2 separate regions of the Homo sapiens genome follow, and region 2 is linked to region 1. The links are chromatin contacts, found by Hi-C in ENCODE. All regions are on one chromosome and are shown on one strand. The core of a region is the stretch at or near the end of the contact, and the rest is flanking DNA. Distances in the headings are between cores, read along the strand shown.

Evidence for each region. Hi-C counts contacts between places; a loop is a spot of excess contacts on that map. Pooled maps may share reads with other maps.
Region 2: a map of A673 shows a loop between it and region 1 (2.4-fold over the local background). The contact joins two enhancer-like sites. A Hi-C loop is called at or near these places in 2 of 168 maps with a recorded cell type or tissue (A673 and gastrocnemius medialis), 5 of 37 single-sample maps with no recorded cell type and 2 of 50 pooled maps.

What each region holds. Positions count from the first base shown.
Region 1 is chr1:177,442,944-177,447,782 of GRCh38, reverse strand. No RefSeq gene overlaps it. Among named protein-coding and RNA genes, the nearest start is that of LINC01645, 94 kb to the right of the region's middle. Within about 2 kb of position 2,607, at least 2 of the 41 ENCODE cell types and tissues checked have a DNase peak (open chromatin) inside an H3K27ac peak, as active enhancers do.
Region 2 is chr1:177,941,991-177,946,896 of GRCh38, reverse strand. CRYZL2P-SEC16B (CRYZL2P-SEC16B readthrough) reads left to right here. Exons shown (of 32, transcript NM_001356506.2): 20 at 366-477; 21 at 2,231-2,336; 22 at 4,857-4,906. It overlaps SEC16B (SEC16 homolog B, endoplasmic reticulum export factor), which reads left to right. Exons shown (of 26, transcript NM_033127.4): 14 at 366-477; 15 at 2,231-2,336; 16 at 4,857-4,906. Among named protein-coding and RNA genes, the nearest start is that of SEC16B, 26 kb to the left of the region's middle. Within about 2 kb of position 2,681, at least 4 of the 41 ENCODE cell types and tissues checked have a DNase peak (open chromatin) inside an H3K27ac peak, as active enhancers do.

The DNA of each region.
Region 1 (4,839 bases), core at 1,358-3,857:
GGCAGACTGTACTGGATCAACTTCAAAGATGAGGAGAGTTGGGAAGTTGCTGGGAAAAATAAATTGTTTTGCAACTCTCTAGAAGACAGTCCTGTGCCACAAAATGTTCAAAAAGAACCAAGTGCAAATAACTTCATTTATTTATTCATTAACTCATTCAAAAACATTTAGCTAGATTTTAATTTGTGTCTCTTGGGCATTATAAGAGTTGAGGCAGGTTAATAGATCACCATTTTGAGTATAATGTGGCAACCCTAGCTGAGATTAACTGAACCCACCCCAGCCCAAGCCAGAAGAACTACCTATCAGAATAATGCATTAAATAAATAGTTATGTTTTTAAGCCTCTAAGTTTTGAGTGGTTGGTTGTATAGCAAAAGATAACTGCTGCCTAATCTAAGTCTAGATTATTTTGGTCTTTATTTACCTGGAAAGATCCTTAGGGCTCCCCTGAAGTGGGTTATACCAAATTTTAAGGTAAAAATGTTTCATGCAATAGAGTGGCAGAAGATTTCATGAAAGCAAAGAAAAATGCTTGGTTTATCACTGTTTGGAATATAGAACACAACCAGGATTAGTTAATTTTGTAAGGGTATACAAGGAAGGCGAGACCCCAATAACCTTTAGAATTTACAAGCTTATGAATATAATTAAAGATATTTCTTTAATTTTTTATTGCCTTAAGTAACAATTGATTTGGTGATTTTTCTGTTTCCTTTTTATTAAAAATTTTTAGCTCATAAAAACCTTACACTTAGCTTATTTATCATAGAAAAAAATTACCTTTCAGTTTCTCTTGGGTAATCTGCAAATTCTACACATTTTACCAAAATGAACCATGTTGTGCCCGGGACAATGTGAAACTTTCAAAGGTCCTTTTTGATAATAAAATATAAAATATGAGCATAAAACATCAACTATTATGATAAATCCACTATGGACCTAGGACTCTGCTTAAGGCTCAACATTCATTATCTCATTCAATTATTTCATCTACTCCCATGAGGTAAAAACTACCCTCATTAGTGATTTTCCTTATGAAGTAACTGAGGCTTAGAGACCCCCCACTAATGCGCAAGTCAGCAAAAGGCACCCGTGGCATCCGAGGGTGCTAGCCTTTGGATGCCTTCCTCCTAGCCATCACTTTGTAGTGCTGTGTTTGGCTGGGACTGAATCCACACTCTGCCATTGCTCTCCATTATTGCTTCTGGGCCAGCCATTCAAATTTTCTGCATTTCTGTTCCTTCTTCTATATCAAGAAGGTAACAATATACAGAAGCAGAAACGGTGGGCTGAAAATGCCATTTTATATTAATGTATTAATAGATATGAAAGCTCTTTGAGAAAGTAGAACACGACCTTATCCACAGCAGGAAGTTTGTTTTTGTTTCTACAAAGATTGTCAAAGCAGGAAGTTTGACGGCAGATCCTGGCAGGTCTCCGCATTCCTCTGTCTCTTCTGCCTCTCTCTACACTAAATTTGAAGGATATTCTATAAAGATGCATGTTTTAAACAATTCCTAGTCCTGGCCCACTAGACTGAGCCCGAAACACCTTCAACCCTAACAGAAAACAAACCTTTACCTAGAAGCTCAGGAACACTGAGTGATCTGTCATTGCCCTTTGAGAGAGGCAGAAGCTGGTAGCAACGAGGATGTTTTATGAGTGACAGGGAAGGCAAAATGTCTGTGAAGATAAATGGTATTTATTAGATGAGAACGTTTAGGAAATTCCCAAATATGGGCAGTGTATACAGCAGGAGGTAGTCACTGCCTTTGTGCTTCCTGAAGAATGCAAACCTGCTTCAGGATCACATTAGATAGGATGGTGTTTAGAGGAAATGATTTTTTTTCTTTTTTCTTTTTTTGGCTGTTGTTGTCTGGAAATGGGATTTGTTCCTTGTATGGTCCCAAGTAGTCCCAACCACACAGACACACAGACATGCAGACATACATAGAGATACAGGTACATAGGCACACACAAGTGCACACACAGACCCATGCCCAGATCACAAAAGATGCACTTAAGTAGTATTCTTCTATTTTAAAAAATATTTAACAAATGTTACAGAAGGAAAATAAATAGATAATATAAGGCAAAATGAATTCTTAATTCCTTAACAAGGAAGAAGGGAAAATGTATAAAATGTTGACATCAGGCCCAAGGCCAGTGATGAGGGTTGCCCCGCTGGTCCCATAAATCCCATGTAACAAGACAGAGATTACCGGTCCTACAGCATTTCATTCTCACATGGTGTCATTTCCATAAACACAGTATATAAAGAACACAATGATGAGTGCTAACTCAGGTCATTGGGGAAGAGTCAAATGTTAATAAAGAAGGTTTGGCTATCAAATTGAAGTTTTAAAACTTGTCTCAAAAGTATGTTACAAAACTGCTATAAATAAATAAATACACATATATGTATGTGTTTATAAATATATATATGAATAATTACTTTTCTTCCAGTATTTCTCCATCAGCAGGAATCTAGGCTGCTGAGTAAGGAGGGACATGATCCTTGCATTCACAGAGGCACTAACTGTTCTTTTGTGTGTCCTAAATGATGTCACTGACATGCCTTTTACCCAGCCACACCCAGGTGCTGCTGGTGTACAGTTCCGGCTTACTGGACAATTTTAGTTCAGGTCACCAAAGCCACCTTCTGGCAAATGAGTCTTTGTAATTGAGAGAATTTCCATCAGTATTCTATGCCCATAAATAAGAGGAAACCCTCTACTCTAAAGGGAAGTAAAGCTCATTTTCTAAGTCTGTTACCTGTGGGTGTTTTAACCCCTTGCCACCTCAGACAACTCCTAATATTCCAATCTCACTATCTCCTTGTGGCTATTTAAATTTGAACCCGCTCCTGGTTCTCTCTGAACTAGAAATACTGAAGCCGTGGTGACAACTTTATTAAACTCCTTCTCCTTCACCTGCAGAGGGCTGTCTGCTGAGCCCCATGGGCAGCTGCAGAATCATGAACATCATGCCAAGAACAGATTTCTTAAGAAACTTTTTCCTGTGGGAAGAAAGATCCCTCTTCCCTCCTTCCAAAACCAAACAAAAAGCAAAACGGACTCTGCTTGCCTGCTTAACCTTCCCACCCATCTACCTAATCTGTTCTTTTACCATAAGTTCTGTGACAAGAACAGGCACCTGACTGTTAGCTGGCTCAGGGTGAGCTCTCATATTCCATAAGGGTCCCTTAAAATCAGTTGTAGCCGAGATTATAACCAAACTTGGATATTCAGGAGGTTTGGCAACAGACCTAAATCCCTCATGTAAACTTGCATTCCTCCTGCCCAATCCCATTCCCCAAACCTGCCATCACACACATAAAACACCTGCATATCACATGGAGACACCTAGGCACCCTAGGTCTCAATAAGAGTTCAAGACAGCTGAGGTTGCACATATTTACTAATTGATTCACTCATTAATTCAACAGAAATGTATCTCTGGCACTGTGTAAGGTGCTATGAAGCTTCAAAGATAAAAATGGTAATGTCTCTGCCCCCAGTGAGCTTTAAACTTTGACTGTGACTTGGGATTAGATTACACCTAAATTTTCCATGATGATATTTTCAGGGGCTCATTAAAAGGGGGGCACAGATGACTGATTTAAAGGAGGACAGATAAAATTGAAGGATTGGAAAATGAGGACTATTAGGAAAAGCTAGAAGAAGCACTATTATTTAGCACAGAAGGAAAAAGCTGAAGTGATAACTTAATGAGAGTATTTAAGTGTATAGAGGATGGACTCCATTATGGTTCTATCATCCATGAATTTATCTAAAACCCTTTTTGAACCAAATTATCTTTTTTAAGTTTGCGCTAGCTCTTGGAGTAATGAGTTCCTTATGTGGACTGCCTGCTGTGTGAAATAACACATCCTTTTGTGTTTTCTGAAATTTCTTCCTCTAAGCTTATAGGAACTCCCAGTAATTCTGAGTTTCCAGGATTTAGTGAGTAAGTCCCTCTGTCGTGTGCCCTCTACCTGTACACTGCTTGACTTAGCAGGCTTCTTTTATATCCTTCCTCGAGCCTCTGTTTTTCTGAAGATTCTTTGTTTTTCCTTATAGAGAAGACCATCAAAATTTGTTATCAGATTGGCTACACATTTTCCTGAGATTTCTCTATGTCTGGTGTGTCTTTTAGGGGGTGTGCTAAAACCAACACATCTGTCATTCAATACACTGTATTTAAATGATTTCAAAACACATTATTCCCCTCCCACATATTTTAACATCTCTAAAATGAAGATATGTCTTATAATCAAGTTAAGAAAGCAATGTATCAAAATTTAATTGGCAACATGTTTTCTCTCTTAGTGGTAAGGAAAGATAAAGGTGTGTCTTCACCTTCACTTTCAATCTCACAAAATACAGTATTGGTCTATTGTTGGTGTTCTTTAAGGAGCAGGAGGTGCTAAGGCATAATGGTAATACTTAGCGATGCCTCAGGATTTTGCTAATGTGTGCATTTGTTCAATGTTAATCAGGTGCTTTTTTTTCCCCACCAACATCTTTGTTGTCTAAGAGACTGAGGCAGTGTCTCTGTTATTTATAACTCTTAGTACAACACCAAATACCCGTCAGTGCTTAAATGATGCCAACCAACAAGACTGGCGAGGAAACACTTGTAACCTGGCTTCAATTCTTAACTTGCTTCCCAGGCAAAACCTTCAGGATTGTTTTCTGTATTGGTTCTGTCTAGAAGTTTAGTAAAAGAATATCTACCCCACATCCTACCAACCAGATTAGAGGATAAAAGCCAAGACAATGTGGGGATGGTACTCTGAACTCCTGGGGAAAAATTGTAGAAAGTAGCACAATAT
Region 2 (4,906 bases), core at 1,432-3,931, 500 kb before region 1:
AACGACCACTCTCAGTAGTCTCCTTCTTTGCTCAGGTGCAGGCATTTCAAACTCATTTTTCACCCTGAGGAAAGACTAAAACGTTTAGGGAATTCCTCGTAAAAAGTCCTTTAGGGAGAACGTGAAATTGTGCCTTATTCTGGCTGAAGAGAAATGTAACGTCTGAGGCCAAATGGGCTGTGGGAGGAGGAGTGGGGTTTAGGGGTCTGTGACTCACGCTATGAAAGGCTCATTCATTTAGTCCCATGTGGCTTCTCCCCTCTGACCCCCGAGGCCACTCTTCCATCTGTCTCCCATCCCACCCAGATGATGGCTCCCCATACGGGTGTGCTCCGTGATTGGGTCTTGTTCTCTTCCTCCCGCAGCTGGGAAGGGGCTTGTGGAGGCAGCTCACTTCTGCTATCTCATGGCTCACGTGCCCTTTGGCCACTACACCGTGAAGACAGACCATCTGGTCTTGCTGGGCAGCAGCCACAGGTATGCGACCTGGGAGAAAGGAAACAGTAAGGACATTTTCCAAGGGACTGTTTTAGCCCTTGTTGGGTTTTATGGATCCATTTTTCATTTTCTCATGTGAATTTCAGCTACCGCCGGCTCCCTTATTTGGGATTGTTATCTGTGCAGGTCTGTGCAAGGAGATGCCCCGTGGGCCCCACATTACAGCATTGGCGGGGGCCTCAGGCCACAGGTCCTCCTCTGCAAAGAGGTGGGCTGATGCCTTTGTGTGGTATTGTGCCCTTTGGCCACTGGGTGGCACCCTGGCTCCACAAGCTAACTTTGTTCCTTTAAAAAAACAACATTTTACATGTGGAGGCTTGTGGGTCCGTGTTAGGCAGCCCTGGGCCTGTTCTGAGAGCCTACCCAGGCAAAACTGGAAAATGGAAGAAGTTTATGTTTAGTCCCTCTTTGGGGCCCTAGCATCCCTACAATGACTTGGTGCACAAGCTACTTAGAGTCCCACTGGTGACATTCTCTGTTGGCCATAGCATTAGGCTTTTCCTGCAGGAGGCCCTCAATCAGCTCTCAGTGAATGAATGCATGGACAGAACGATTTGCTCCCTAGAGGCCCTCCCTGTTCTGTATCTCTCTATCCCCCTCCCCATACGTGTTAAGAGTCACTAAGCTCTTACGTTGTGCCAGGCATTTTCTTTGCACTATTTCCTTTAATTATTACACATTTACCCTATGAAGAAGTGAAGTGAAGCAAAGATTTTAATCGTCACTTATGGAGGAGGAAAACCAAGGCACAGGGAGATGAAATAACTTGTCTCAGATGGTACAGTGAGGGTGTGGGTGAGTTGGATTCGGAATCCAGGCAGTCAGCCTGCAAAGCCCTTTTAACTGTTGCACCACACTGCCTACCACTGAGGCAGTGTACCCAGCTCATTGCCTGTTCCTTCCAGGTTCCTGGTCTCTGATAGCACATGGCTAGCTTGTCAAAGAATCCCTTCTGTGCCAAATGTACAATAAGTGTGTATGGGCTAATATGTCTCCCCTCCTATGTTTACGTTGGTTTATGTTGAATGAGGAAATTCTTGGAAATAAAGTCCTACCCCCAGGAATAACCTGGTGATTGTGGTTTTTAAACACCATAGCAAGTTGTTGATGGGAGAAATTTTGGGTCACATGAGACTCTTGTGCCCACCACCTGCCCCAACCAGATCACATTCACTCAGTCCCCATCCTCACTGGTGGAATGAACATCCAATGTATGGACCCGTGTTTGATTTCTGGCTCAGCAGTCCTCACCTGCTCTGCCATGCCTTTTGGTCTCAGTGCTCCCGGAGTGTTACATGGCTCCCCTCTTTTGTGCGAGTTTGCTCAAACTAGGGGTGCCCTTCACAGGTACATGACAGGCTTTATGGGCATGGGGGCCAGCTCTCTGTGTGTCTAAGAGTAGGGCCCAGTGTCCTTCGAGGTAGCCTGCCTTGAGTTACCCTTCAGCAAGAAGGCAGGTGACCCCCCTTTTCTGCAGCCTCCGCCTCCCAGTGCCTCTGGTGCAGAGTTCTGTTTTGTTCCTTCCTCAGCCTCAAGGAGGGAGAGGGAGAGGAAGTGAAACACTCACTCTGGGAGCCCAGAGTCTCCTTCTTCTCTTGAAGCCGCCGCAGGCATCAGCCCAGGATGGAAACTCCCCCATGAAAGGCTGCAGCTGGTGTTTGGAGAGCCACTAGGATTTAACTCCTGCGTCCCCCACACCTCAATCTCTTTTATTGTTATTCTCTGGTTTTAGTCAAGAGTTTTTGAAATTTGCAACAACTGAGGCAATCCAGAGGACGGAAATCTTCGAGTACTGTCAGATGCTGGGCCGCCCCAAATCCTTCATCCCTTCTTTCCAGGTAACTGAGCCCAGATGAGGCCACCACCGTCACTGTCAGGCAGCTGCAGGCAGCTGTATTTGCAGCTTTGCTTTTTGGCACTTAGTACCTGGGGCTAAGTTATCTACTGAACTTTTCCTCATTAGCTTAAGCGTGGGAGGGTGTAGGATTTCTTTTTATGTCCCCTAAAGGTCTGTATTTTATAATATGAAGGCAAAACCTTGCAGAGGCCTCTCTGCTGGAGGCTCCTGCCTCACTGCTGATGTTTGAACGTCCTGCCTGCCGCCCCGGCCTGTGCCTCACTCCTGCTGTCAGCTCCTTCTCCCCATCTCTCCAGACAGCTCTCCCTTTCTTCTGAGCCTCCGCAGCTGTCCTGTGGGAGGGAGTGGGAGCGCAGGCCCAGCCCAGTGTCTGCTCACCCTCCCTCTGCTCCGCACTCCTTCTCCGGCCTCTTTTGAAATCCTCTGTCCTCTACCTCCGCCCTCACCCTTCTTCGTCCCACTCAGAGCATCAGCTGTGTGGGTGGTGTCCATACTGTGGTTTCCGCCCTCTTCTCAACGTTTCTACATGATGCTGTTGTCACCTTACATTCGTAAAGACCAGTGCTGACATCGTGTCCTCCTCCGTCTAAATCCTCTGTGAGCTCTGACGTCCAGCACCATCCCTTCCTCCATGCAGACTACCTGGGCCACACCTACGAGTATGACTGAGATGGCAGCCTTCAGTGGTCTCAGCTGTAAAATGGGATGAGAGTGGTGCCTTGTAATGGAGCTGGCATGAAATCGAGTTAGTTTCCTTAATGCTCGAGAACAGCGCCTGGCACACAGCAACTGCTTTCGGCGTTGACGTCATGGCAGGCACAGTGTGGCTCCCACAGCCGAATCCAGGGCCCCCCACTGACACTGAGCTCACGCTGCCTTGTGTTTTCTTGACTTTTATGCACAGGTATCTTATCTTCCTACCTTAGTTATCTTCTTTAGGTAGAGACATTTTCCAGCGATTCCTTGTTTCTCCTTCAGTGCTTGGTGTCGAGGGTACACACAGCAGCAGCAACAACAACAATTACAACAACATGCACACACAACACAAAGCCTTGAAAGTGAAATCCTGTGTCATAGAGAAATGGCCCAATTAGCTTCTTCTCTTTTTCTTTAAGTTCTGGGATGCATGTGCTGAATGTGCAGGTTTGTTACATAGGTATACATATGCCATGGTGGTTTGCTGCACCTATCAACCTGTCATCTAGGTTTTAAGCCCTGCATGCATTAGGCATTTGTCCTATAGCATCTTCTCTTTTTTAAGGGCTTTGCCAAAGACTCACCTTTTCCAGCAAAACCTTGCCCCATGAGCTCCTCTTTGCAGTTCCTCGACCGGCTCTTTGGTCTCTTTTTCTTTCCTTTCTTTATTCATCCCACCTGTCAGTTATTTTGGTGCTGCTTGGGGCTGATAGTAATGAGATTAGCTTCTGCGTGCCTGGCATTGTGGCATTACTCTTCTTGTGTATTGTTTCGAATCCTGTGAGGTAGGCATGATTAACTTCCTTTTACGAAAGAGAAAACGGAGGCCCGGAAGGGTAACATGCTATCGGCCCTCATCTCTTGCATGCGGTTTGTTCTCAGTACTTTACCTGAATTATCTCATTTAATCTCCATAACAACCAAGGGAGTAGGTAGTAGTAGTATTCCCATGTTGTAGAGAGGAAACCGAGGCACAGAGAGATGAGGTAACTAGCCCAATGTTTCACACCTCGCATGGAGCTTTTATTTGAACTTGGGTCTGTCTGATACCAAAGCCCTCACACTTGATCCTGCCCTGCCACTCATGCTTTCACGAGCGCTTACTTGTTTTTCTCAGTACTCTCCATTAGCTTGACGCCCTTTGCACTAGGGTCTAATTTTGCTTCTTTTTTTTTTTGAGACAGAGTCTCACTCTGTTGCCCAGGCTAGAGGGCAGTGGCATGATCTCGGCTCACTGGAACCTCCGCCTCCTGGGTTCAAGCAATTCTCCTGTCTCAGCCTTCCGAGTAGCTGGGACTACAGGTGCATGCCACCATGCCCAGCTAATTTTTGTATTTTTAGTAGAGACGGAGTTTTGTCATGTTGGCCAGGCTGGTCTCAAACTCCTGACCTCAAGTGATCCACCTGCGTCGGCCTCCCAAGGCATGAGCCAGCACACCTGGGCTATTTTTGCTTCTTTTAATGTCCGTCTTGTGCCTGGTGCTATGCCTCTACATCAGACTCTCTGGATATGTGGGGCTACCCAATAAATAAGGACTCCAGTGCACTTTGCATGGTGACCAGGACCTAGGAAGTTTGAGCGGATGGGACTCCTGTTCTTTTCTCTGTAATGCAGGAACTGCAGGCTGGATTTGGAGTTGTGCCCGTGCATAGATAAAATGCTCCAAATGGCACAAGCCTCTTGGTATTTGGATGCCAGAGTTAGCGGAAACTGACAGCTGACTTCCAAGAAGTCTTATCTATGTTTCTTTCTCCTTCTCTCCCTGCCTGGATGGACTAGTCACTGACTCTTTTCTCTTCACAGGTGTATAAGCTCCTTTATGCTTCCCGTCTGGCAGATTATGGCCTCGTGTC